Regions from separate parts of the Homo sapiens genome. Here region 1 is linked to region 2. A link is an interaction called in ENCODE POLR2A ChIA-PET data of the cell type or tissue named here. Cell type or tissue: Caco-2. All regions are shown on one strand. Each heading gives the region's core, and the rest is flanking DNA. Links, peaks and the distances in the headings are about the cores only.

Evidence for each region. Peaks named below come from ENCODE experiments on the same cell type or tissue, not always from the same donor. Only the 100,000 strongest peaks of a DNase experiment are listed, where the experiment ranks them.
Region 1: POLR2A ChIA-PET joins it to region 2 with 6 read pairs; 2 of 35 experiments call an interaction of 5 or more read pairs at or near these places.

What each region holds. Positions count from the first base shown.
Region 1 is chr6:168,494,032-168,505,465 of GRCh38, reverse strand. The region is part of intron 1 of SMOC2 (SPARC related modular calcium binding 2); the gene reads right to left. Among named protein-coding and RNA genes, the nearest start is that of SMOC2, 59 kb to the right of the region's middle. RefSeq lists an enhancer at 7,811-8,529. In Caco-2, for the core only: no CTCF peak of the experiment used is centred there; DNase peaks (open chromatin) are centred at 5,985 and 8,104.
Region 2 is chr6:168,651,072-168,662,505 of GRCh38, reverse strand. It overlaps SMOC2 (SPARC related modular calcium binding 2), which reads right to left. Exons shown (of 13, transcript NM_001166412.2): 11 at 9,278-9,552. Among named protein-coding and RNA genes, the nearest start is that of SMOC2, 220 kb to the right of the region's middle. RefSeq lists an enhancer at 2,864-3,364. In Caco-2, for the core only: no CTCF peak of the experiment used is centred there; no DNase peak of the experiment used is centred there.

The DNA.
Region 1 (11,434 bases), core at 1,712-9,711, 160 kb after region 2:
TGAGAGATGGACATTTCATTCAGTCATTCATCCAGCATCTGAGAGATGGACATTTCATTCAGTCATTCATCCGGCATCTGAGATACAGACATTTCATTCAGTCATTCATCTGGCATCTGAGAGATGGACATTTCATTCAGTCATTCATCCAGCATCTGAGAGACGGACATTTCATTCAGTCATTCATCCAGCATCTGAGAGACGGACATTTCATTCACTCATTCATCTGGCATCTGAGAGATGGACATTTCATTCAGTCATTCATCCAGCATCTGAGAGACAGACATTTCATTCACTCATTCATCTGGCATCTGAGAGATGGACATTTCATTCAGTCATTCATCTGGCATCTGAGAGGCAGACATTTCATTCACTGATTCACCTGGCATCTGAGAGATGGACATTTCATTCAGTCATTCATCCGGTATCTGAGAGACGGACATTTCATTCACTCATTCATCTCGCATCTGATGGAAGTTAGCTGCACCACTTTATATGTATTTTAGAAACCCTTAACTTCAGTATTTTATTGTCTTCGACTTCTTGCTCCCAGTCTTTAAGAGTAAAGCCTCATGTTTCCAGTTAGCTCAAAAGTCAGACCCAGCTTAAACTGAATGTATTAAATAGTTATTAAGTGACCCCTCTCTGTAAAAGGCATTCTACCAGCCTCCAGGAGGATGGGATTTTGAAGAAGAGCCTGCCCTAGTGAAGCTGAAAATCCAGAGGGCAGAAATGTACATCCACAAATGACCACGCTGTATAAGGAAGAACACAGGTGCCTGAGTGGCTCAGAGGGAAGATCAGTCAAAGCTGATCTGGGGGGATATCTGCTGCTTCCTAAAAGATGACCTAAGGCAGAGGTCCCCAACCCTGTATTCATCTGTATTTACAGCTGCTCCTCATTGCTCATATTACCCTGAGCTCCACCTCCTGTCAGATCAGCAGCACCATTAGATTCTCACAGCAGTGTGAACCCTATTGTGAACTGCGCATCTGAGGGGTCTAGGTTGCGGGTTCCTTATGAGAATCTAATGCCTGATGATCTCTCACTGTCTCCCTTCTCCCCAAGATGGGACCATCTAGTTGCCAGAAAACAAGCTCAGGGCTCCCACTGATTTTACACTATGGCGAGTTGCACATTATCTCATTATATATTACAATGTAATGATAGAAATAAAGTGCGCAATAAATGTAACATGCTTGAATCATCTGGAAACCATCCCCCACCCACCAGTTCATGGAAAAAATGTCAAACGTTCCTCATGCCGAAAAGGTTGGGGACCGCCCATCTAAGGAACCCAGAGGAGCTGGATGAGAAGCCATGTGAGCTGGCATCCCAGGGCAAATCCACAGACGTGGATGTGTCAAGGCCAGCAGTAGGAAGAAATCGGAAAGGATGCCACTGAAAGCAGGCCTCGTGTGTCATCGTGGTGGCCAGTGCCTCTCAAATCAATGTGCTGGCATCACTTGAGGACCTGAGGAGACCGGGGTTCAAACAGAAAACAAGGAGGTGCTGGGCTCCTCCCTCCGGCAGAGGATTCTGGGGAGTGTGCTGTCCTCAACATGACACAGATGAGGCCAACGAGCCAACTCTGCACAGGATCTCACCAATTTTGTGGTGCGTTTTTTTGATCCTCCCTGATGCACTAGACTGAGTCACAGATGCTCAGTTTGGGGGCATTAACATTGGGCTCTGGCCACCACAGCCTCTGCGGGACACTGAGCCGGCATCATGTTCCTAGCACAAATGGGTGGTGCCGCTGGGCTCTGCACCAACAGGGGAGAGTTAATGCTGGTTCTGCATTTTTCCACCCGTGCAATCTCTGACACTCAATTTGCTAATCTGTAAAATGAGAGTAATAATACCTTGTCACCTTTGAGGTAGCTGTGAGGATAAAATAACGAGCTCTTTCATATGTGGACGAGTACCATGAAGAAAACCACCATGCGGGGAGGGCATTTGCTTCCCAGCCTCAGCACAGCCCTGCTGACGGAGGTGCCTCACAGGAGCACAGAGACTCACCAGGAGGAGCTCACTGTGGAGACGTGACGTAAGTGCTCTCTGCTCATTTAGAAAACAAGCAAGGTGGCCAGGCATGGTGGCTCACACCTGTAATCCCAGCACTTTGGGAGGCCGAGGCAGGCAAATCACCTGAGGTCAGGAGTTCGAGACCAGCCTGGCCAACATGCTGAAACCCCGTCTCTACTAAAAATACCAAAATTAGCTGGGCATGGTGGTGGGTGCCTGTAATCCATCCACATGGAAGGCTGAGGCAGGAGAATCACTTGAGCCCAGGAGGCGGAGGTTGCAGTGAGCAGAGATTGCGCCACTGCACTCCAGCCTTGGCAACAAGAGTGAAATTTTGTCTCAAAAAAAAAAAAAAAAAAAAAAAAAAAAAAGGCCAGGCACGGCGGCTCACACCTGTAATTCCAGCACTTTGGGAGGCCAAGGCAGGCAGATCACAAGGTCAGGAGATCAAGACCATCCTGGCTAACACAGTGAAACCCTACCTCTACTAAAAATACAAAAAATTAGCCAGGCGTGGTGACACACACCTATAATCCCAGCTACTCAGGAGGCTGAGGCAGGATAATCGCTTAAACCCAGGAGGTGGAGGTTGCAGTGAGCCAAGATTGTGCCACTGCACTCCAGCCTGGGCGACAGAGCAAGACTCTGTCTCAAAATAACATAAATTAAATTAAATTAAATTAAATTAAATTAAATTAAAATAAAATAAAAAAGTAAGTGAGGCATGAATCAGAGACACTGGTCGTCAGCTTTTCAAAGGCAGCTTGTCTTAGTAAGTTTAAGAGTCTGAGTGAAATAACTCAGTGAGTTAGGAAAGTGGTGATAATGTAGGTCCCATCGGCATTCCTGACCCCCTTTTGCCTTTTTGTTCTATTTACTGGGTATCCATAGGACCTTAAAACCAAGAGCAAACAATTGAATGAGATGAATTTGTTTTAATCTGCATGACTAGATTACAGCCACAAACCCAATAAATACGCAGAAGGTGGCTGTGGGCAGATGCAGGGCATGGAGGGCCATCGGGCTGGCAAGGCTCTGTGGTCAAAGGGAACATGCTGACCTTGGCGATGGCAGAAGAGCAAAGTGACCAGGGACGTGTATGGAGCCATGTGAGAGCTGATTTCTTCACTTGTCCAATGGAGGTGATAACAAGGATTCCTGTTTCATAAAGATGATCGTGAAAACAAAATGTGATAGTGCACGAGAAAGTGTTTGGAAAAGATATGAAGATGTTATTTGCAAGAAGCCCTTGGAGCAGAGGTCCTGCTTATCTACCATTTAAATGAATATAGGGTATGTTTGCCATTTCAACTCTACTGTGTGAGCACTAAGGGATCCTCTTGCTGGTGATCATTTTCAAAGAGAAAATGAGAAGTGTGCAGTAAAAAGGGAGCTAAATTAGAAGTTCAAGAAGAGAGAGCAGGTTTCTTCAGGAAGCCTGGGAAAGATGGAGGCAGATGCAGGAAAGAGGGCAGGGGCTCAGCCCTGCACAGAGCTGCCAGAGTGAGGTATCTGCAGCCAGCGGGAAGACCCAAGGGATGTGCAGGAGGATGTGGCCAGGGCGAGGCAGCCCCTCTCAGGACCAAACGCCTGGAGACGCTCCCACCTTCTGTGGGGAATCAAGACGGACCTCTCAGGATGCACACACAACCAAGCAAGGCTGAACCCCAGCCACCCCTGGGTGACGCTGTTGGGTACGGAGATCCCAGAGGAAAGCAGGAGCCCTGAGGCCGTGGTTGTTTCTCTGTTTGCCACACTGCCTTTATTGTTTTTTAGTGGACCTGGAACTTTTTATAAGTGCATTTACCAATGCTTTACTGGCTTTTGGTCCCCTGAGCCAGGATTTCCTAGAGCTCTTGGTTCCATCTTCCCCCCACCTCACATTCTGCAGAATGGGCTTCAGGTTCCTGGCCCCATAGCGAGGGACAGATGATGCAGGTTCCTGGCCCCGTGGCGAGGGAGGGACGATGCAGGTTCCTGGCCCCATAGCGAGGGATGGACAATGCAGGTTCCTGGCACCGCAGCAAGGGACGGATGGTGCTTTATTGTACTTTTTGCTCTGCAACTCTCTTCTCCTTTTCCAAAACATTTATTTTGTGTTTATTTTCCTTCCCTGTCTCCACATCCATGTTAATTTCAATGATGAAAATGGATGTTTTTCCTCCCTGTTAGTAATTTTTGAGATAATTTAAGAAATCTCTCAGGTTATTCATTGTTCCAATCCAGTTTTATTTGAGATTCAGTAGAAGCTCTGTTATTCTAAAATTCTTCCTAATAAGATATGATGAGGATGGTGTTACATTAATGCAATAATTATCTCTGGCAATGACAACGAAAGATTATCCTTAGCATCCGGCCACGATTCTTAGGGGTCAGAAGTGTTTAGAGGCACAAGGTAGATTGTACAAGTCCCCTATGAAATACTGTAACACAGCTGAACTTCCCCCTCTCATAAGCAATGCCCACTCTGTCGGAGAGTCTTGTCATGCTTTTGGTCACTTAAAAGTGTTCCGGGGGTTCATGCAGCCTCAGGCACCATCCTTATTGCTTTAGCTACAAAAGTGCTTCTTATCCAGGGTCCCAGTGAGAATCGAGATGCCCCTGGATGAGTGTGAAGCACTCGTGTGCGTCCTCGGCGGCCACTGTGAAGCAGTACCCTTGTAGACACGGAATGCATGGGCATGGACTCTAAGCCCAGTGCTCCTGAGCCCATGGACGGTACCTCCTCGGGGGGTAGAGAAGCTTGTGCACCCACATGGCCTTGGAGTCCAGCAGTGTCTGGCCAGAGCTGCAGCTCAGTGAAGAGTGTTGTCTTCAGAGCCACATTCGCGTAGCCACCCGGGGTCCCTACAGAATCACCGGGGCAAGTAGCAGGGCCGAGAGAAGGTGTTGGAGAAAATGAGTGCAAGAACACGGGGCATGACCACGCGGAGACCCTAGAACACCTCCGTGAGGGACCCCGTCAGGTTCCACGCGTGAATGCTGTCCTTCCACCCGAGTCAACAGGAGACCCGCCAACACCAAGTACAAAACACCTCCAGCATTCAGAGTTCCCTCTCCTCCTACTTCAGTCTCCCCTTCTCTTGCTCAACCCTCTTCGGATGTCATCTCTTTTTTCTTTTTTCTTCTTCTTTTTTTTTTTTTTTTTTTGAGACAGAGTTTCACTCTGTCATCCGGGCTGGAGTGCAGTGGGGCGATCTGGGCTCGCTGCAACCTCTGCCTCCTGGGTTCAAGTGATTCTCCTGTCTCAGCCTCCCGAGTTGCTGTGGGACCACAGGGGCCACCATGCCCAGCTAATTTTTGTATTTTGGGATGTTGCCCAGGCTGGCCTCGAACTCCTGAGCTCAGGTGATCCACTTGCCTTGGCATCCCAAAGTGCTGGGATTACAGGCATGAGCCACTGCACCCGGCATGGACTTCATCTCTGTTAGCCTCTTTCCCTGCTCACAGCTTGAACACTGAGCACCCGGGCCAGGCATTGTTCTAAACACTTTACTGCATTAGTACCTTTAACCTAACAATCTTCTGCATTAAATGCTATCATTAGTCCAATTGTGCGGAGAAGAACATGGAAACAGAGTGATTAATTAACTCACTCCTTCCTGATTGCACTGCTGGTCAGCGTGGGACCCCAGGGCCAATCTGCTCCACAGTCCCCTATTGGTTCTGGTTAAAAAAATGAAATGTGTAGCTCCTCACGGGCTCCCAGTGGAAAATTACAGGATGACTGGATATAAAGTAGTAGTTTCCAATTGACATAAAAGTATACGCACTGGAAATACATAAACTTATTTCCTTCACACGTAGAAGACAATTAAAACTTTGGGAGGTAACACACAGTTGGAATTCTCTGCTGTAGGCATATAGGGAAAAACTGATCTGACTTCTAACCTGAAGGTTTGACTCTCATCACTGCCCCATCTGCCGCACACTTCATAGCTCATGTATAGCTCATCGGTCTCTGGGCTGCAACGCACAAAAGATCAGATAAACTCCGACCTTTACTGATAGCAAAAGCAAACATGCTACCTGGGGAGTGATTACCCAGTGACAAGATTACAGAGGTTAAATGAGAAGTATCTGAAAATAAAAGTACAAATCAACCATGAAAGTAAGTATGAAGCACACGTTGGACTGCGGTTCCCACATGCCCAACGGCACCTGGAATCGCAGTGGCTCTCAGCGGCAGCATGCAGCACCGTCTCCCGGGCAATGGACTCTCATCTCCACCCCCAGAGACTGGCTTGTAGGTCTGGGAGGACCCAGGGTTTCCATGTGTAGTAGACAGGCTATGGGCCCTGGCTGTCCCCCCAGAGACTGTGGCTCGTAGGGCTGGGAGGACCCAGGGTTTCCATGTGTAGTAGACAGGCTATGGGCCCTGGCTGTCCCCCCAGAGACTGTGGCTCGTAGGGCTGGGAGGACCCAGGGTTTCCATGTGCAGTAGACAGGCTATGGGCCCTGGCTGTCCCCCCAGAGACTGTGGCTCGTAGGGCTGGGAGGACCCAGGGTTTCCATGTGTAGTAAACAGGCTATGGGCCCTGGCTGTCCCCCCAGAGACTGTGGCTCGTAGGGCTGGGAGGACCCAGGGTTTCCATGTGTAGTAGACAGGCTATGGGCCCTGGCCATCCCCCCAGAGACTCTGACTCGTAGGGCTGGGAGGACCCAGGGTTTCCATGTGCAGTAGACAGGCTATGGGCCCTGGCCATCCCCCCAGAGACTCTGACTCGTAGGGCTGGGAGGACCCAGGGTTTCCATGTGTAGTAGACAGGCTATGGGCCCTGGCCGTCCTCATGCAACACAGTCACATGTTGCGGCTCTCTCACCACTCAGCCTGCAGCAGGAAGGGCGATCAGAAAAGAGCGGCTCCCCTACCATTCCAGGGACACAGACAACCCCAATGACCTGACCTCTTTTACTGAAGAAGTAGCTCTGTTTTTATTACAGTATATAATTCACAAATTCGCTGATAGCCTCGACATTTTCTGGCACAGCTAAACTACCCGCCGGACAGCCACTCTTTCCCTCTCTGTCCTTAGGGTTCCCTGGAATAGCGAATGCGTTTGCTGATGAAGTGACATTTTCAAAGGCATTCAGCCAGAGTTTCTTTTCTGAGGCTCTTGCTCATTTCAAAGCATTTAGAGCAAATTACACTAAAATACATGTTACAGAATATGAGAGTAACCTGGAAAGCCAGGGAAATGCATCCAAACGCCAAGATACCAGATAATTTGTTTCTTAGCCAAACCTCAGTGGAGACTGTGTTATTCGGTGAAATCATTTCCACTGAGAGGCATAACTGAAGGATTTAAAATAGGAAACAGAAAGGCAGATCCTTGCTGGAAACAATATGTCCGAGAGGCAGCTCCACAGATCACCTGTCTCCCACTCATGCTGGTGAAGAGAAACGGCTCCCCTGTATGGGCAGCGGCTGTGCAGTCCCGTGAGTTAAAAGTACGACAAAATGGCCCAGCGGTAAAGGTCAGGGGCCTCTGATCTCTGCATAAAGTCCAGGCAGCCTCCAGCCCTGTGTCTCCATCTAAAGGCAGTGAGACTTCATTTTATTCTAAATGTCACCTATAGCCCTTCAGCACCCCCCATCATCACAGTTCTGACTGTGTCCATTTATTTTGCTTTGTGGGGGGCAAAACGTGGTTGTAAGGAGACCTCAAAACTAAGAATGCTTAGCTGCCAATGCAGGGCGATGATTGAATAACCCGAAAACCGAGTTTGTCTCTCACTTCATCTGAGCCAGGTTTTCCTGACAAGACCACGGGCTCCTAACGGGGATTGGTCCCATGAATGTCCAGAGAACGGTACGTTCCGGGGGCAGGCCTCTTGCTCCCACTCAGGACTCCTAGGAACCTGCTTCCCCCGTCACTGAGGGATCTGCGTGCCCACTGCCCGGGTAGGCAGGAGGGTCCCTGGAGGAGAGAGGGCACTCAAGAAGACCCCCACCTCCATCCGCATTCACCACCACATGCCGCGGAGGCCACAGATACCTATGAAAGGAAGGGCGAATTCTTTTCTCTGTAATAAAAAGAGCTGGATCCCCTTTGCCCACGCCTGGGGGCAGGTGCAGAGGCCGTCCCTTTGGGAAGGGATGTTGTCAGGGCTGGAGGCTAAACGGAGCTGCTCACAGGGTCACCCAGGAACACACGAAGATGCCAGCCCAGGCACCTCATTTGACCACGCACAGCTGAGGCTCCCAGTGACCACCGGGCTCCTCTGCGAGGGAAGGAGAACCCAGTCATGGGCTTGGGGCCCGGGCCCTGCCCTCCGTTCCAACCAGGGCCCTTAACCACAGGGCCAGGGCTGGGCCTTCTTTCCCCAGGACGGCAGCCCCAGGGCTCTCGCATAGCTTTACACTCACAGGCTTTGAGAGGAAGGGGCGGGCCTGGGCCACAGAGCCCCCTCTAGCCCTCTGCTCAGCCTTCCCCATGCTTGCCGGGGGCCGCATCTTCCCCTCGCCTGGAGGAGAGGCGGTGGGGGCTCCGGTCAGGCTCCTGTTCCCCTCTCACCTTGGGTCACGCATTAAAACAGATTCTTTGAATTTTCGACAGCCTTTGTTTACACTATGCGATAGCCCAGACATGGAATCCTTCCAAGAGAATTCTCCCCACAGTCCTCTGAAATGGAACAACTGAAAAGCCATCACACCCCACTCAGAAGGGTCCCCACGCTGAGGTGCACAGTGCAATCTTGGAGATGGGCAGGGAAGGGCTCGGGAGGCCCCAGGGTGGGGGCCCTCACCGCTGCCTCCTGCAGTCCTTCACCTGACACCTCTCAGGCCGCAGCCCCGTCCAGGTGCCGGCCAAGGAAGAAACCTCTCAGAAGAAAGGACCTCTCGGGACAGAACTCGAGGGCTGGGGCGACAGGCGATTGGTCCCGTCTGCAACTCCACCATCACCCCCGAGCATGGGTAGGCTTCCCCCAGGCTTGGACAGTCCAACACACAAACCATTAGCCACATGAATCTATTCACGTTTAAATTAACTAAAATGAAGTAAAATCTGAAGACAGTCGCTCATTTGCTATGTGTTGAGTCCTCATGGCCTCCTGTGCTAGTGGCTGCTGTCTGGGACAAGGCAGCTCATAAATCATTTCCATCACTGCAGACAGCTCTTCCAGACAGTGTTATCTAGAAACAGGGATTGCAGGGCAAGCACTCCCCACCCTGCCTTCCCAAACCCCAGTGTTTTCCACAAAATGCCCAAGAAACAAACAGTTGCAACAAGATGAGTACCGAAAAGCTTCCAGGCTCTGTGACCAATCGAACAAATCCTAAATGCCAAGCAGAGTAACTTAAGAACAGTGTCTTGAAATTCACACTTTTAATTACAGAGAGAATAGAAACACCTTAATTACAGGAGGATGAGAAGCTTGGAGACTTTTGTGGAGGGAGTACAGAGGATTTTGAGGGACTTCAAAGGTATTTTAGACATTAAAAGAAAAGAGCGAGGAGGCGAGAGGAAATGCATGCAGGGCACCCATAGGCTTTGAGGCCTGAGCTCCCAGCTCGGCCCGGCCCTGACCGCTCATCGGTGAGGAGGCCAAGGAGGGCAGGGCGGGCCGTGTGGGTGGGTGAACCGTGCAGGTGGGTGAAGCCACCATGGGGAACTGCACAGGTGGGTGGAGCCCCCAGGTGAACCCTGCAGGTGGGTGAGGCTGCCAGGGAACCGCGCAGGTGAGTGAAGCCATGAGCTAGCAGAGCCCTGTGACCCGGGTCACGCCTGTGTCCTGTGGCCAAAGGGGGCAGGCAGTGTGGGAGTGGCAGACGCAGGCCTGAGGTGTTTGCGAAGCGCTGCTCCCCAGGAGGAGTCACCTGGGCTTTCTTTAAAGTTTCACCAAACGCTTCCCGGGCATTGCGAACTTCAGGGCTGCCACCACAGCAAACACACACTCATTTATCGTTCGGGAGGTGCTCACAGCATCCCACATCTACGATCTGTACTTTATAGAAAAATTAAATGTGACAAAGAGATAGAATTAAAAACTCAGGTTCCCAAGGAAAATGTTGGAGCTCTGGAAGCGACCCCAGCGGTGGGCACCGGGAGCCGCGGACAAGGTCACCCTGGCTGGCGTCAGCCAGTGGCTGAGAGAGGAAGTGAAGAAGATCCACCTGCCACGGTGGGCTTTCCACAGGGCCTCAGTTAGAGGGGGGTGGACCCGCAGAGGGACCTACACCTGGGCCACAAGGAGCCTTTCCCTTGGCCGGAGGTCCCTCCTTTGTGACTCACTCAGAGCAAGACAAAGCCTGGTCTGCAGGAGCCCACATAGGGCGCAGGAGCATGGCTTTCCTGGAACCACTCTGAGCCAGGAGGTGTCTGTGTCCTGAGCCCACCCTGTTTTGCTCTTACCTTAGACCCTCTGAGAAGGGTCATGGTGTGAGCAGGTTCCCTGCGGGTTTCAGGAAGGTGCCAGAGGCGGGGCCTGGAGGATGCAGGCATGAGGGAAGGGGCAAGGCCGAGCGAGGTGAGCACACCCCGGCCCAAGGGAGGTTCCCTATTCCCCAGGAACTGCAGGCAGAGGGAGGCCTCAGCCAGGATGGTCCATCCCAGCCCTCCCAGGCCCAGTGCACTTAGACAAGGCTGTGATTCCATCCCAGCAGCTGGGAGCGAAGTGGTGCCCGCCCTTCCCAGCCACCTCCCTTGCCCTTCAGCTGCTGGGATGGGGCTGCTCCAGCCGAGGGTTCACTCTCACTCCCAGCCCTTTGGGAAAGAATCGCAAAACCCCAGTATGAGGAGAGGTGCATTTCTCCATTCACGTCTCCTCCAAGTCTTAGGCTTACCAGGAAATCAGTGGCACTCTAAGCAGCGTAAGTCAAAGGGCACTGCCCACTCATTTTCAACGTGCTTAGGAAGTGATCCCCTATCTTGTTGGCTGTGAAAATGCATAGAAGAAAATGTTTGCTGTGTGTGTTCATTTATCCAAAAAGATTCTGATGGGCACTTTAGCCCTAGTAAAGTGTTTCGGCTAAAGCCAAGAAGAAGTCTATCTAGGTGTTAAATTCAGAAAAAGAGGAGAAGGAAGAAGAGAGGCAAAGTATTCACTCTTTTCATGTATTTACTGGTTGGGTGCGCATTAGGTGCGTGTCTGCTGAAACCTAAGGAGACCAGCTTATCACATGCCTGCCCTACCACTGAACTACCTGAGCCCAGACCAAAACTTTGCCATGTCCTAAAGAACGCTTGCACTCACAGTGTGTAGAAGGAAAGCTGCTCTTAGCTTTGCCATGTCATGAAGAATGCTTGCACTCAGAGCGTGTAGAAGGAAAACTGCTCTTAGTAACATCTGGAATAACCATCTAATACACTTGCCAAGATTCAGACCAATATGCCTGGAATAATGTCAAACCAAGAAAACAATGAGGTTTATGATGGAAACAGAGAAAAGACTTCAGGATCG
Region 2 (11,434 bases), core at 1,795-9,794:
TGTTCCTCTCCAGTGCCCGACTTCTCCCCACCCCTGGGGCTTGCTGGGCATGGCGTTCCTGCTGTCCTCTGCAGGCTGCTCTCCACCCGACGGCCCTTGGTTCTCCTCTGCTCCTCCAGTCTCCACTCACTCGCACCTTGCAGGGCCTCCTCCCTGCCCCCATCTAACGTTCCAGCCCTCCTGACCTTCCCTTCTGCCTCCTCCACAAGCAACCCCTATCGTGCTGTGGGGTTTCTTATTTATCTGATGACTCGCTTCCACACCAAAGTATAAGCCTTAAAGAGACACACATTCCTGTGTGTTTACTGTTATTCTGTCAATATCTAGAGCAGAAAGTACTTGGTCAATAGTTTTCAAATGAATCAATAGATGAGGGAAGTATCCTTCATCCCATATTCCTTGATTAACTGTTGATTTCTATCCACTCAATAAAAAACATGGAGTAAAGAGCAAAATTGCTCTATTTTCAAACTGTCTTCCCTTGCCATAACGCAAATAGAAACAGAGTATGAAAAGGTGAAAAACAATTTGCAATTAGGTAAATTGCAAAAACATCGAGCAGTGGCTAAATCTATGATTTTTTTAAATAGTTGGTTTCAATGGTCTAAGTGCCAAAATGAGTGCTGCTGTTCCTCTACTTGTCTTGCCTGGAATGACTACTTTACAGGAAAAAATATAGGCTTTTCAGCCAACGGTTCAAATTCAAATACTATTGGAGTGATACTTTGAATCTATTCTGAGCCAATTTGGCTATTCAACAATTGCCAGTTTTTTTTGTATTGCTTGCTGATTAATAGAATTCTCCCTGGGAGTTAGAAGTAGCTGTAGATTAAAGTTATAAAAAGAAGTAGCTGTAAATTAAAGTTATAAAAAAAAACTAATATTCTTTTTTTTGGGGGGAGGTTGGATGGGGTCTCACTCTGCCACCCAGGATGGAGTGCAGTGGCGCGATCTCAGCTCACTGCAACCTCCAACTCCCTGGTTCAAGCAATTTTCCTGCCTCAGCCTCCCGAGTAGCTGGGATTACAGGCTCACACCACCACACCCAGCTAATTATTGTATTTTCAGTAGAGACGGGGTTTCACCATGTTGGCCAGGATGGTCTTGATCTTTTGACCTTGTGGCCTCGGCCTCCCAAAGTGCTGGGATTACAGGCATGAGCTACCACGCCCGGCTGATTTCTCATATTTTTTAGAATAAAAAGCGCATTGTTCAGTAGTGAGCAAAAATATAGGGAACAAAAAAAACTTAGCAACAGTGTGGATATTTAGAATGTTCTCACTAATTTCTTCCTGGATCTTTAGGTTTTTCTGACTTTTCACTATTGTAAACTATACAGGGTACAAAACATATAACTGATAATGAATTTTTTTAAGTCAAAAAAAAAAATTCTGTAAGGAAAATGAAAGGGCTGCAAAATCAGCTAAATATGTATCCAAGACCACAATGTTCATTTTTGACCATGACCAAATTGCCTCTTTTGCCAAACTGCAGTTTATTTTGCTAGGAGCGATCATATTCTTTCTTCTTGATTACTAAGAAGACAGTAAAAATGAGACATATCAGATTATTCAGAGGGATCTGAAGAAGAGAACTCTAACTTCTGCAGCAACTTAAACTTTTCACCTAAGACAATGGCATCAGAAGAGATCGCGCTGTGCTCCAAAATCCATCCATTCTTCCTCGCCAGGGGCTAAGAACTCCAGCCCATCCATGCCCCTTCCCTGCCCCACACTGCGGCTCGGGCCTTTGGAAGGTGGGAGGCTGAGAGGCTCCATCTCTGAGCATCCACCTCCCTTGTGGCTGTGCGAGTGGCTCAGCCTCTCATGCTTCTCTGCCACATCTTCCCAAGACCTGTGCTGACCTGCGCTGAACCTGCCTTCCCGCCCAGGGCGGCATGGTGGCAACCCACAGCCTCTATGCTATGTGAACCAGAAGGAAACGCTTGGGTCCTAAGCCATCGCGATTCTGTAGTCACTTGCATGAAGCGTGACCCATGGAAGGTCATGACTCATAAAAGTTACCTTCATTTCAGTCTATCAATATATGCAATGAAAAAACATTTCCTCCCAGAGCTTTCTCCCAGCGCTACTGAGAACTCCATGTATCCTTCAACACCAGGGTCCTGCTCAGCCTTAGCAGAGAGCAATGCGGACCAGTCCTAGAAGGAACTGACAACCTTTTGAAATCAGGATATGCGGCTCACAACAGTTGTCTGTATGGTGCTGCCACCTTCCAAAGAGATTGTCTAGGGGATTTAGCTTGCCCATGAGGGACTCATATCCTTCTATCAGAACCCAATCCATGGGCCAGTTCCTTGGAGAGTGGGTGTATTAACCATGACTTTCATTTTCTTTATCTAATGCTTTGACATCTGAAGAGGCTGAAGAGGCTGCCCTCTCAGAGCTAGCCCATCCCCAGAGACCGTGAGGAGCAGCCTTTCCTATTCAGGCCAACCTACAACCTCCACCCTCACCCAGCCTACAACCTCCACCCTCACCCAGACAACAACCTCCACCCTCACTCAGCCTATAATCTACAACCTCACCCAACCTACAACCTCCACCCTCACCCAGCCTACAACCTCCAACCTCACCCAACCTACAACCTCCACCCTCATCCAGCCAACAATCTCCATCCTCACACAACCTACAACCTCTACCCTTACCCAGTCAACAACCTTCACCCTCACCCAATCTACAACCTCCACCCTCACTCAGCCTATAATCTACAACCTCACCCAACCTACAACCTCCATCCTCACCCAACCTACAACCTCCACCCTCACTCAGCCTACAACCTCCACCCTCACCCTACCTACAACCTCCACCCTCACCCAGCCTACAACCTCCACCCTCACCCAACCTACAACCTCCACCCTCACTCAGCCTACAACCTCCACCCTCACCCAACCTACAACCTCCACCCTGACTCAACCTACAACCTCCATCCTCACCCAGCCAACAACCTCCATCCTCACCCAACCTACAACCTCCACCCTCACCAATACTATAACTTCCACCCTCAACCAGCCAACAACCTCCACTCTCACCAACCCTACAACCTCCACCCTCACCCAGCCTATAACCTGGCCACCTCATTTATAGGCAAGCCTGCCTGGGAAATCATGATGAGGGCTCAGGGCCAGTCCCTTGCTCCCTCTGTCTCTTGGCTGACCCTGGTGCTTCACATGTGGCCCCCGACAGCACAGCATGGCCTCTTCTCCTTGGGATCTGTGAGTAACAAATTATCTTTTCAATTGTCTCCTGATCTGTTTGCCAAATGACACCTCAAAATTCTTATCAATACATTATGTTTTAAAATAGTAGGACACATAGATGAATGCCAGACATTTGCCCTAACAGAGCTTGATCCAGCCCAGAGCGCCAGTATTAGTGTTTACACACCACATGCTATACACATACATACACACCACTCACACACACACCCCACACGCCACACACACACATACACACCACACCCCCACACACCATAAACACACACACCCCATATTTACACACACACACCATACACACACACCATATACACACACACCACACACACCACACATACACACACTCCACACACACACACCACACACACCACACATACACATACTCCACACACACACACAGTCTGAGCTGTGTCCTGCAGGTGATGCAGGATGAGGGGAGCTATGGGTTCCTCTGGAAGGGTGACTTAGGAGCAGGGCCTCCAGGAGAACAGAACATCTTCTTAACTGCTGTGGATCCATCTTGAAATCGTTTCATCCCGAAATTTTCAAAATTCTGTCACCATAATCACAGCTCTGGGCCCAATTACTCTACCTGAAAACCCGCCAATTGCTGGAACTCATCCAACCCCCTTACAAAGAGTCAACATTCACTTCGGTTTAATTGAAGAAATTAGTAGACAGGAATCTGCCCCAGCAAGGGCCATGGACCACATGACCCTGTAGCACCAGGCTGAGGAGGGCAGAAGCCATGCGTGGCTTACGTTTCAGGTGCTACTCAAGCCACCTGACAACGGCTAACAGGATGGAGTCCTTGCAAAGAGAAGACCAGCCTGCACCACCCAGGAATGGAAGAAGATTAAAAGTTAGAAACAGATCTACACTTGGCTCTACCCATCCTTAATTTTCTCATTATGACCATAAAAATTAGCCTTCTACAGAAATGCAGAGACTGGTTTCCGTAACAGAGGAGGAGCCACACAGGAAGCCCCCAGGTGCCACAAGGTGTCACTCATCACATGCAGATGGGGCAACAGCAGAATGTGAGCAGCTCCCTTCATGAATCACTGGGTGGGTGTTCATCTTCCCTCTCTGTGGAACCATCAGGGGTGAGGGACACCATGGTTCCCTGGCCCCAGCTGCAGATCTGGCAGCCACCTGCTCTCCATCTCCCCATCAGTCCCCCAGGCCTCCCATGTGGACCCTGCTTGTAGGTTTTAAGTCTCAAAGAGCAAAACACCATTTGTCTTCTGGGATCCTGAGCAGGGACCAAAATAAGAGAAAAAGCACAGGAAGTGAAGAAAGCAGCCTGTTATGGTCTGAAGGTGAGCCCAAAGTTCATGTGCTGGAAACTCAATCCCTAATACAGAGGCGTTGGGAGGTTTAAGAGGTCTGCATCATGAGGACTCTGCCCTCACGAATAGGTGAATGCCATTATATTGGGAGTGGGCTCCTAGGAAAGAATGTGTTTGGCCCCCCTTGCTCTCTCTCTCTTTCTCACCCTCTCTTCGCCCTTCTATTTGGGGATGACACAGCACAAAGGCCCTCACCAGATGCTGATTCCACAATCTTGGACTGCCCAGCCTCTAGACCCATAAGCTAATACGTTTGTGTTCATAAGGTATCCCATCCATGGTGTTCTGTTATAGCAGCACAAAATGGACTAAGACACAGTCCCAGTCCAAGAAGCCAAAAGCAGTATCGGGTGGCAGTAAGAGAGAAGTGCTCAGGAAACCCAGTGGGCAGGTGCTGAATACAGAGAAAGGGAAAAGCAAGGGGGAAATCACACATGGGCAACTACTGAGAATAGGCATCCTTGGTTTTCCATCCAAATGCCTGGAGGGTTGCAGGTGTATGCTGGTGTGGGCGAAGGAGCCCTAACAGCAAGTGTAGCCCAGCAGAGTGGACGATTTCCAACAGCACTGCCCTTGCTGCATGCAGCACTGCTGAGGAAGACTCAGATCAAAGTGCTGATGACTGCAGTGCCTGTGTGTCCTTGTCTGCAAGTGTCAGGGATGGCAGCATCTGTCTGTGACCTCGTCCCCCTCAGGATGGCTGTGAAAATGAAATGAGGTCTTGAGCCATGAAGTAGGATTGGATATTGGATCATGAGCCTTGCCAGACCTTGGCAGCACATTTAGTGCCCCTCTTCCCACAGTGGTGAGTGGGCATTTGCTGCCTTCATGCATTGCAGTTGATCAGCCCAGAGTGATTTCTTTTCTTTTTTGTCTTATTAGAGGCCAGCTCCTCCCACACTTGCCAAAGAGTCCTTGATGGAGACAGAACATTGAACATAACTGAGGATTCTCTCTGACCTCATCGGATGGCCGGGCCAGCACAGGGGGCAGCCTCCTGCATACAGAGCGAAGGGAGGCGGCCATAGGTACAGCCATCTGCTCTCCCGTGAAGACATCATCAGGACGGCAGGACGTGCATTAACCACAAAGACCCTATACAAAAAGCTTCAAACTAAAGCTTAATTTTTCAGAGCTGACTTTTCACAGAGAAATTAGCAGGAAGTGCGTCGCCATGACACAGATCTAGGCTTGCCCTAATTTGGTTGAACAGCACTGAGTGACTATCAAGACAAGCACTAGGACACTGAGAAGAGGAGGCAGACGATGATCACTGCCTCCTCCAGGAGCCCTCAGTCCAGGTCAGATCAAAGGGCCCCTGTCTCACAGCTGAGCTTCAAACATGGGAGGGTTTTTTTTTTTTCCTTTTCTCTTTTTCTTTTCTTTTCTTTTTTTTTTTTTTTTTTTTTTTAACACAAAGTCTTGCTTTGTCACCCAGGCTGGAGTGCAGTGGCACGATCTCAGCTCACTGCAACTTCTGCCTCCCAGATTCAAGCAATTGTGCCTCAGCCTCTGGAGTAGCTGGGACTACAGGCATGAGCCATCATGCCTAGCTAATTTTTATATTTTTAGTAGAGATGAGGTTTCACTATGCTGGCCAGGCTGACTTTGAACTTCTGACCGCAGGTGATCCACCCGCTTCAGCCTCCCAAAGTGCTGGGATTACAGGTGTGAGCCACCGTGACTTGCCAGGAGGATTTTAAAGACCACGGTGAATCAGCCCTCCACAACACAGTCTCAAGCTTGTTTTCTCTTCCACATTTGTTATCGAGTTGACAACAAATAAAAGAGTCATAAACGACAGAGATTTGAGCGGTGTCTACTAGCCCTACCCAGCAAGTATTACACAAATCAGGAAACAGATCCCCAAGGACAGTGAGAGCTAATGCACATGTGGAATGAGATCCAGCACACATGTGCAGTGGGATCCAGTACACGTGTACAGTGGGATCTAGCACACACATACGGGGGATCCAGCACACACGCGCAGTGGGATCCAGTACATGTGTACAGTGGGATCTAGCACACACATATGGGGGATCTAGCTCACACATGCAAGGGATCGAGCACATACGTGCAGTGAGATCTAGCACAAGTGGGCAGGGAGATCCAGCACATACATGAAGGGGAATCTGGCACACATGTGCAGTGGGATTTAGCACACACATGCAGGGGAATCTAGCACACATGTGTGAGGGGATCCAGGATACATGTGCAAGGGATCTAGCACACATGTGTGAGGGAAATCTAGTACACACGTGCAGGGGGATCTAGCACACACGTGTGAGGGGATCCAGCACACATGTGCAGGGGGATCTGGCACACATGTGCCGGGTATCTAGTACACACATGCAGTAGGATCCAGCACACACATGCAGGAGTATCTAGCACGCATGTGCAGTGGGATCAGGGCATGCACGCATCTCACAGTGCTGTCTCTGAGCTGAAAAGTCAGACCCGGCTTCTCCTGGCTTGCCTCCTAAGAACATCTGGGCTCTGGCCATCACAGGTTTCTCTTACTTCCTGTCACGGTTGGGTAGGCCAGGCCCACAAAAAAAAGTATTTTCAATTGTTAAAACTGCTATAACCATTGGAATAACTGGTCTGGGCCACAGCAATGATTTTACGGCTTGTGAACTGGCCTAACGTTTAGTTGGAGCTCAGGTGCAGGGTTGGTGAGTTCCTAACATCTGGTTGGAGCTCAGGTGCAGGGTTGGTGAGTTCCTAACATCTGGTTGGAGCTCAGGTGCAGGGTTGGTGAGTTCCTAACATCTGGTTGGAGCTCAGGTGCAGGGTTGGTGAGTTCCTAACATCTGGTTGGAGCTCAGGTGCAGGGTTGGTGAGTTCCTAACATCTGGTTGGAGCTCAGGTGCAGGGTTGGTGAGTTCCTAACATCTGGTTGGAGCTCAGGTGCAGGGTTGGTGAGTTCCTAACATCTGGTTGGAGCTCAGGTGCAGGGTTGGTGAGTTCCTAACATCTGGTTGGAGCTCAGGTGCAGGGTTGGTGAGTTCCTAACATCTGGTTGGAGCTCAGGTGCAGGGTTGGTGAGTTCCTAACATCTGGTTGGAGCTCAGGTGCAGGGTTGGTGAGTTCCTAACATCTGGTTGGAGCTCAGGTGCAGGGTTGGTGAGTTCCTAACATCTGGTTGGAGCTCAGGTGCAGGGTTGGTGAGTTCCTAACATCTGGTTGGAGCTCAGGTGCAGGGTTGGTGAGTTCCTAACATCTGGTTGGAGCTCAGGTGCAGGGTTGGTGAGTTCCTAACATCTGGTTGGAGCTCAGGTGCAGGGTTGGTGAGTTCCTAACATCTGGTTGGAGCTCAGGTGCAGGGTTGGTGAGTTCCTAACATCTGGTTGGAGCTCAGGTGCAGGGTTGGTGAGTTCCTAACATCTGGTTGGAGCTCAGGTACAGGGGTGGTGAGTTCCTAACATTTGGTTGGAGCTCAGGTACAGGGGTGGTGAGTTCCTAACATTTGGTTGGAGCTCAGGTACAGGGGTGGTGAGTTCCTAACATTTGGTTGGAGCTCAGGTAGAGGGTTGGTGAGTTCCTAACATTTGGTTGGAGCTCAGGTAGAGGGTTGGTGAGTTCCTAACATTTGGTTGGAGCTCAGGTAGAGGGTTGGTGAGTTCCTAACATTTGGTTGGAGCTCAGGAGCAGGGTTGGTGAGTTCCTAACATCTGGTTGGAGCTCAGGTGCAGGGTTGGTGAGTTCCTAACATCTGGTTGGAGCTCAGGTGCAGGGTTGGTGAGTTCCTAACATCTGGTTGGAGCTCAGGTACAGGGTTGGTGAGTTCCTAACATTTGGTTGGAGCTCAGGTACAGGGTTGGTGAGTTCCTAACATTTGGTTGGAGCTCAGGAGCAGGGTTGGTGAGTTCCTAACATCTGGTTGGAGCTCAGGTGCAGGGTTGGTGAGTTCCTAACATCTGGTTGGAGCTCAGGTGCAGGGTTGGTGAGTTCCTAACATCTGGTTGGAGCTCAGGTGCAGGGTTGGTGAGTTCCTAACATCTGGTTGGAGCTCAGGTGCAGGGTTGGTGAGTTCCTAACATCTGGTTGGAGCTCAGGTGCAGGGTTGGTGAGTTCCTAACATCTGGTTGGAGCTCAGGTACAGGGGTGGTGAGTTCCTAACATCTGGTTGGAGCTCAGGTACAGGGTTGGTGAGTTCCTAACATTTGGTTGGAGCTCAGGTACAGGGGTGGTGAGTTCCTAACATTTGGTTGGAGCTCAGGTAGAGGGTTGGTGAGTTCCTAACATTTGGTTGGAGCTCAGGTAGAGGGTTGGTGAGTTCCTAACATTTGGTTGGAGCTCAGGAGCAGGGTTGGTGAGTTCCTAACATTTGGTTGGAGCTCAGGTGCAGGGTTGGTTATTCCAGTGGTTCCCAGGTTTGCACCTCAAATACCAGAAGACAATCCATTCTGGGGGAAGCCAACCGTGGTCTGAACAGTAAAAAGGCTCATTGCAAACCAACACGCAGTTCATGCCCTTTGAGCCTGGGCTCTCCTGGGCAAGTGGCATGTGATGAGTCGCCAATTATCATTATTATTTCTGCAAACAGACGCCCAACAATTAAACAGCATATTTGATTTTTTGCACTCCCAGGCCATAAACACAATCTGTAATTGTGTTTGTGAGAAGCAGACCTCCCAGGCCTCAGGGCCTGACCACTGCCCAGGGTCGGGGGTGGGAAAGCTCTTACTGTGGCGTTTCTTGGTGTCCGCTTTGCCGTCCTCTTTCGCCACGCCCAGGCAGCCCATCAGTTCTTGTACGGAGATGGATTTGTCATTATTCACGTCACAGTATTCAACAAACTTCTTCACACATTTTTTGGGCTTTGATTTTTTGCGAAGGAACCTCTTGAAGGGTTTGATTTCCTTTTTGCCGATGTCTCCACTGGAGTTTTTATCCAGTAGTTTGAAGTACCAGTGCACCACCCGCTCCTCTAGGGTATGGCTGGGGTCGGGTTCTGAGAGCCTGGAAGGAACACAGATGCCGTCAGGATGCTTAAACCCCTGGGCTGCTCCTTCCTGGCCACTGTCCTTCCCTCAAACCCATAACCCCTGCTTGTAGTTCTCATGGTCCTGGTGTCTCAGCCTGCAGCACTGGTCATCAGATATAACAATTTAAAGAAATAATTTAGAAGAACATTTTTAGCAAAGATTTTTCAGGTTGGATTCAAAATTGTAAATGATGCAGTGAATTTGTGCCCAGCAAAGATGCACTTGAAGGACAAAAGCCCCCTTATCCTGGCTTCTGTGTGCACAGGACTGGCAGGTCAGCACATGCAGCTATACCCGCCCGACACACCAGAACCCTGAGCTTTTCTAGCCCTGTAAATGTGATTCTTTTACACATCCTTCATGTCATAGGAATATCAGATGATGCAAATCAAAAACATTTTAAGTTGGGACTAGATATTTTTCCTTGGATTATGTTAGGTTCAATATTTTAGGGCATACATAAATAAACTCTTCTAGAAGGTGCGGATCTTTAAAAGTGCACCAAATGGCAGACACGCACCTTCTCCGTGAGATGGAGGGTGTGTGTGTGCGCATGGGATGGCCCTCCTGGAGGTGCTGGCCCCTGGATTCTGCCTGTTGGGATGAGCTGTACATTCCCAGGTATGAGAACACCGTGAACTCCGACACCATTGCCAATTTCTCAACCTTTCGGAGGATTTTCAGATAACAATCCATTTACTGCCATCAATTTTAGTTTGCATTTAGTTTAGTTTGCAATTTAGTTTAGTTAGCAATTCATTTACTGCCTTCATTTTTAGTTTGCAGTTTAGCTTAGTTTGCGAAAACAATCTTTCCAAGAATAGAAGATGTAAAGTTGAAATTTACATACAGTTTGACTCTATTAAAATTTTTTTTTTTTTTTTTTGAGACAGAGTTTTGCTCTTGTTGTCCTGGCTGAAGTGCAATGGTGTGGTCTTGGCTCACTGCAATCTCCGCCTCCCAGGTTCAAGTGATTCTCCTGCCTTAGCCTCCCGAGTAGCTGGGATTACAGGTGCCTGCCACCATGCTGGATTAAGTTTTGTATTTTTAGTAGGGATGGGTTTTCACCACGTTGGCCAGGCTGGTCTCGAACTCCTGACCTCAGGTGATCCACCTGCCTTGGCCTGCCAAAGTGTTGGGATTACAGGCGTGAGCCCCTGCGCCCGGCCTGCTCTATTAAATTTAATTTCCTACACATTCATGACATTTTCTGTTAGTATTGCCTTTTTATTTCCTTAAGTCTTCTTTAGCAGACAGACAGTGAGAGGAGAGGCTTTTAGTTCAGGAGACCAAAAAAATCACCTAAAGTGGCTGAGATAATCAAGGGTTTGGGTGTCAGGGGCTATGGGGAGAAAGGCCAACATTCTAAAGAAAGAAAAAAGATGAAATCTCCATCAAAACTTTATTTGAAAGAAACAGATAAACTATGGCTAGATCAGGGGGAATATCTGATGCTTGAGATGCCATCGCAGTAAAACCCTGGGGTTCTTCTGCTCTCCTGAGGCTGATCTACAGAGGGTGGAAAAGAGGAGTGTTGGAGAATTCACCGAAAGCCACTCCACCGAGCTCCAGGCCCCAGGTCCAGGAGTGCGGGAATGCCTACCAGGTACTCAAGGAACATCTCCAGGGTTCCAAAAATCCTATTTTGAACAGTGTGAATGTCTTTGATGTAACTGAATCACATGCCTGAAAGTGGTTAGGACAGCAAATGTATGTGCTGTACATTTTACTGCAGTAAACCTAATCACGTTTTGAGAACTTCAGATTAAACGTTGTCATTCAAAGTATTTACAATCCAATCGATGACTCTAAAGTGCAATTTCAAAGCACAAAGCCCTCTGCAGGAAGTGCTCCCC